2 separate regions of the Mus musculus genome follow, and region 1 is linked to region 2. A link is a loop called in an ENCODE intact Hi-C map of the cell type or tissue named here. Cell type or tissue: gastrocnemius. All regions are shown on one strand.

Region 1 (2,500 bases), 200 kb before region 2:
TATGCCAACATGCCCCGAGTCTTAAAATTAAAAAGGAGGAGGAGGAAGAGGAGGAGGAGGAGGAAGGTATAGCCAAATGGCAAAGTGGTGGTCTAATATGTAAGAATTAGGGTTAGTCCCCAACATTCCCCCAACCCACACAGACTTAAAAATCAGAAAGATGTAGGCAGGTTTGGTGGTTCGTGCTTTAGCTCTTAGGAGGTTGAAGACTGTCCTAAGTTGGAGGTCGGCCTGGACTATCATAGTTGAGTTCCAGGCCAGCCTAGGCTACAAAGTAAGACTATGTCTCATAAAAAGTAAATAAATAAAAGTATTAATTTAGAAGGCTTGGAGAAATGGCTCAGTGGTTAAGAGCACTGACTGCTCTTTTAGAGGTCCTGAGTTCAATTCCCAGCACCCACCGGGCAGCTCACAACTGCCTAATTCCAGTTCCAGGGGATCTGACGCCCTCACACAGACATATATACAGGCAGAACACCAATGCACATAAAATAAAAATAAATTTTAAAAATATTAATCTAGGGGCTGGTGAGATGGCTCAGTGGGTAAGAGCACCCGACTGCTCTTCCGAAGGTCTGGAGTTCAAATTCCAGCAACCACATGGTGGCTCACAACCATCTGTAACAAGATCTGACTCCCTCTTCTGGAGTGTCTGAAGACAGCCACAGTGCACTTACATATAATCAATAAAAAAATCTTTAGAAAATATTAATCTAAATTACATTTTTTTCCCAGAGCAGAGGAAGCCTCTTACCTTTTACAAGACTGAAATCAAGCCAATAAGTAAAGTTAAGGGTGATCTACCATTCCTGGCAAACTAAGTGGGTGAGATGGCTCAGCTGGTAAAGGTGCTTGCCACCAATTTGACTGAGTTCTGTCCCTGAACGGAAAGAGCCAGCTCTACAAAGTTTTTCTTTCACCACACACCTGCTATATGGTTCTTCTGCTATATGGTCCCCCCCCCCGCCCCGACCCCAATATATTTTATTTAATATTTACTTTTAATTTGGTACCCAGTTCTGTGTCACTCCTGCTTACTGCGACACAATTCGTGTGTTGGAGAAAAAAAAAAACGTCCTCCCTGCGCGCAGACCTTGAAAGGATGCACACACAGCCCGCCTTTGTTCAAATTCACCAGGAAGGGAAGACTGAAGAATCCGGACGCAGTTCTGAGAGACGCCGCTTGGCGGCGCTGTGGCTAGCGGGCAGAGTTTTCACCCAGCTACTCATTGGAATTCAGAGAAATCTTGGTCTCTTAGCAACCACACAGCCAAGCTTGCAGAGCACCCAGACTCAGCTGTGGGTTCATCAATCAGTGTGCTCCAAACGCAAAGCTTCTAAACATCAGAGGAAATTCCCCAGCAAATAATACCCGTTACGGGCGCGAAATCGCTACTCAAAATATTGTTTTAAACTATTTTACAAATGTGATCATGCTCAAAAGGCCCCAACAGACCGCCAAATCCACAGCACTTACCGTGGCCTCTCCGTTTTCTGTTCCTTTTTTTTTTTTTTTTTTTTTCTTTGTAAGTCAGCTTCTCATGTATCCTGGGCTGGCTCTGAACTCCCCGATCCTCCTGCCTGTACGTCCCCAGTCCTGGGATTACAGGCACGCGTGACCACACTAGATTTTTTTCATTGCTGGCAGCAACCCCATCTGTTGCTTGGACTTGGTGCACGCTCGGTGAGCTCTGTACAGACCGAGCTCCTGCCTGCCCCTCGGCTGCTTTCATAATTAGGTTCAGAGGACATGCAGATGTCTCCATGGCAATACACGCTTTCCCCTGAGTGGGTGCGCATGTGCAGGGTTAAACAGACAATTTGACTTGGTGTGGAAGGAATTCACTGCAGGCCGGTCTCACTGACCTCAGGCCTCTCAGACCCTCTTTAATTTTTTTGAGCTGCTACAATCTGGTAGGTTCTGGACTTTTCCCAAGTGTGGACATGTCAAGAAGTGCTATCTATTCTTTCGCAGAAGCCTCTTTTAAGAGGGTTTTTGGAGTCCAGTGAGATGATTCAGTGTTTAAGGGTGCTTGACACTGAGCCTGGCTCCTGAGTTTGGTCCCCTAAACCCACAAGGTGGAAGGAGAAAACAGATTCCCATCGTTTGAACTCTGATCTCTATGCATGCTGTGGCGCGCGCGCGTGTGTGTGTGTGTGTGTGTGTGTGTGTGTGTCTATTATAACCCTTATCTAAACCCATGTCTATAACCCCAGCATGTGGGAGGTACAGACAAGAGAGTTAGGAATTCAAGGCCAGGATTGGCTACAGGAGTGTGTGGGAAAACAAAAACCAAACCAAACCAAGTCAAAACAAAGGTATTGCTTTAGTGACTGACTCCATCAGCTCTGAGTTATACAGTAGACGTTACAGAGTTTGGATTGCCTTCATACTTGAAGGACGTGGGATTTTAGCTCCCCAGGGTGACCAAACGCAGGCTGAGGAGGCAGACCTGGAGGTCGGAGGACATCATGTGGTTTGGAGCATGCAACAGTCGAC
Region 2 (2,500 bases):
CCTACAAGGCTATCTCAAATAAGGAGGAGGAGATGTGTACTGAGAGCCTCGGATAACCATGGCTTAAATCTTAATGTAAAAGTTTAAAGGCCCCAGTAAAGATTAAAAACAAGACAATAAAAAGGCATAACCCTGAAGCACCCAGAAAAGGGGAAATGAAAAAAGAAAATCAAAATTTATTCAACCAAACTGAAATTAAACAGTGATAAAGATAGTATTTGAAGAGAGAAATTTGGAAGTGGGGTGAGACAAGGTCTTACTCTGTAGTGCAGGCTGGCCTTGAACCTGTGATCCTCTGAGCAGGGATGAGGTTCATTCGAGACAGTGTTGTCTAGCATGCATGAAGGCCTGAGACTGAGTCCTAGCACCACACAGAATGAGGTATGATGGTGCGTGTCTGAAATCCCAGCACTTTGGAGGTGGATGGCTACACAGTGAGTTCAAGGTAAGCCTGGGCTACATAAGAGCCTGTCTCAAGAAAACAAAAACAAAATAACTTTAGATGTTAAACACAAGAAATAGTTCAGTATTGGGAGCTGGAGAGATGGCTCAGTGGTTAAGAGCACTGACTGCTCTTCTGAAGGTCCTGAGTTCAATTCCCAGCAACCACATGGAAAGAGACAAGGTGTGGGGGTTCATAGGGATGAGAGGGGGATGAGAGGGTACAGAGAGGAATTAAGAGAATACATCATATACATGTATGAAACTTATCAAAGAACTGACAATAAACAAAATAAATGGCTCCATCTACACCCAGTAACCAGAAACTCAGGTTCAATGTTACCCAGACTCAAGGCAGGACCAAGGATAACCTGCAAAATGAAGATCATTTCACTTAGGTCTTCTCACCTCTTGATTTCTACTTAGATCATTGCATCCAACCTATTTTCCTCCCATCCTGCTGACAGGGTCTCCCAGTTTGGGCTGGCTCTCCTGAATCCACGCAATTGTGGTTTCCAGCTCATCCACTAGTTTCTTTCTAGTGCTAAGTAGGATTTTTATTCCATTTCCTGGACATGTGGTATTTTACTTATCCACTCACCAGCAGACAGATATTTAAAATGCCTCCAATAAACACAATTATTTCTTTGAGCACAGTGATAAACTGAAAAGAGTTTCCTACATACACAATGTAAGGTCACGCTAGAGTTTCCTCTGGTCAGACGTTTTTTCCTTTCCTGTCTTGCTAAACACTAAAGGAGGCAATTACAGATGACTGTCATGTCACAGAACATGTATGCTTTCCAGCTAACTTGCATTTGAAATGAGCTGTGACCTGGTTCTAAACGGAGATCCAGATGCTCGGGAGCCCATGTTCCTAACACTGGGCACAGGGTACAGACACTTCCGCAGCCAGCTGTTTTATTCTAGTGACATCTAGTGGCAAAAGTGTTGTCACTTTTAGATGGCTCAGAGGGTTAGGATACCGGCCTCCAAACCTGAAGACTTGAGACTGATCCCAAAGACCCAAAGTCCAATAGCAAGTTTCCAAAATCACACGCCTTTAAAAAACAAACAAGCAAAAAGGAAAAAAAACAAAAACAAAAACCGTCTGGGGCTGAGGAACGAAAGCAGCTCTGTGCTACAGCACTTGCTGAGTAAGCCTGAGGAACCCCTAGCTCCACAAAGCAATCATCACTAAAATCATTACTGAATAATCTAAATTTTGTGACAATAAGTAGAATTCAAATTTACCATCTTCAAATTAGTTTATCCAATACATGGCCCATGCACCCATTCAAGGTCACTTAAAATGCTAGTGTAACACACTCCTTATATCCCAGTCCCTGAAAGTGACTCTGAAGCCAGGGCCTGACCACCAGCAGTTTTTAAGTTTCACCTGGTAACCTGTTAAACATTTTGGAAATAATTTCAGATTGCACCAGACAGTGATCACACATGTCTTTATTTCCAGCACTTGAGAAGCAGAGGAGGCAGATCTCTGAGTTTAAGGCCAGCCTGGTCTACACAGCAAGTTCTGAGACAGCTAGGACTACACAGAGAAACCCTGTCTTGAACCCCCTCCTACCCAAAGACGTTATATATTGAGCATCCTTTCTTCAAAAACCTGAAATGCTCTAAAATGTGAAACTTTTTGAACTCGGTGTCAGTGCTCAGAAGTTTCAGATTTCAAAACACCTAAAGCCTATGAAAATACCCCAAACCTAAAACATTAATATCCCAAGGCATTTAGAATAAGGCGTGCTCAGTCCACACTCGCAAGATGACCAGAGGTTCTTCCACACTCTTCTCATTCTCGGCAACCTTTACGTCTCAGAATAGCTTGTCTTCCCTTAGGTTCCCCACATCTGTGAGCCCTTACCATGTGCTGCCATGACAGGCCCTCCCACCCCCTTGTTTTTTACACCAGGGACTCTTCGTGGGCCATAACCGTGGTTCTGCTTTTGTATCTCTAGCCTAAAGATAGCTGTGAACAAAAAGAATAAATACATTTGTCTAGATGGATGAATAAATATTTTAGACAGCAGAGTTCTAAATC

What was found. A loop is a pair of places that touch in the nucleus more often than their neighbours do. Peaks named below come from ENCODE experiments on the same cell type or tissue, not always from the same donor. Only the 100,000 strongest peaks of a DNase experiment are listed, where the experiment ranks them.
Region 1: it touches region 2 in a loop (4-fold over the local background); 22 of 42 quality-filtered maps call a loop at or near these places.

What each region holds. Positions count from the first base shown.
Region 1 is chr6:134,862,062-134,864,561 of GRCm38, reverse strand. It overlaps a transcript of Crebl2 not described here. Among named protein-coding and RNA genes, the nearest start is that of Crebl2, 33 kb to the right of the region's middle. In gastrocnemius, a CTCF peak has its summit at 1,181; DNase peaks (open chromatin) are centred at 1,182 and 1,682; H3K4me3 peaks cover 879 bases.
Region 2 is chr6:134,658,411-134,660,910 of GRCm38, reverse strand. The region is part of intron 2 of Borcs5 (BLOC-1 related complex subunit 5); the gene reads right to left. Among named protein-coding and RNA genes, the nearest start is that of Borcs5, 19 kb to the right of the region's middle. In gastrocnemius, a CTCF peak has its summit at 1,371 (motif pointing left); a DNase peak (open chromatin) is centred at 1,354; H3K4me3 peaks cover 170 bases; H3K27ac peaks cover 442 bases.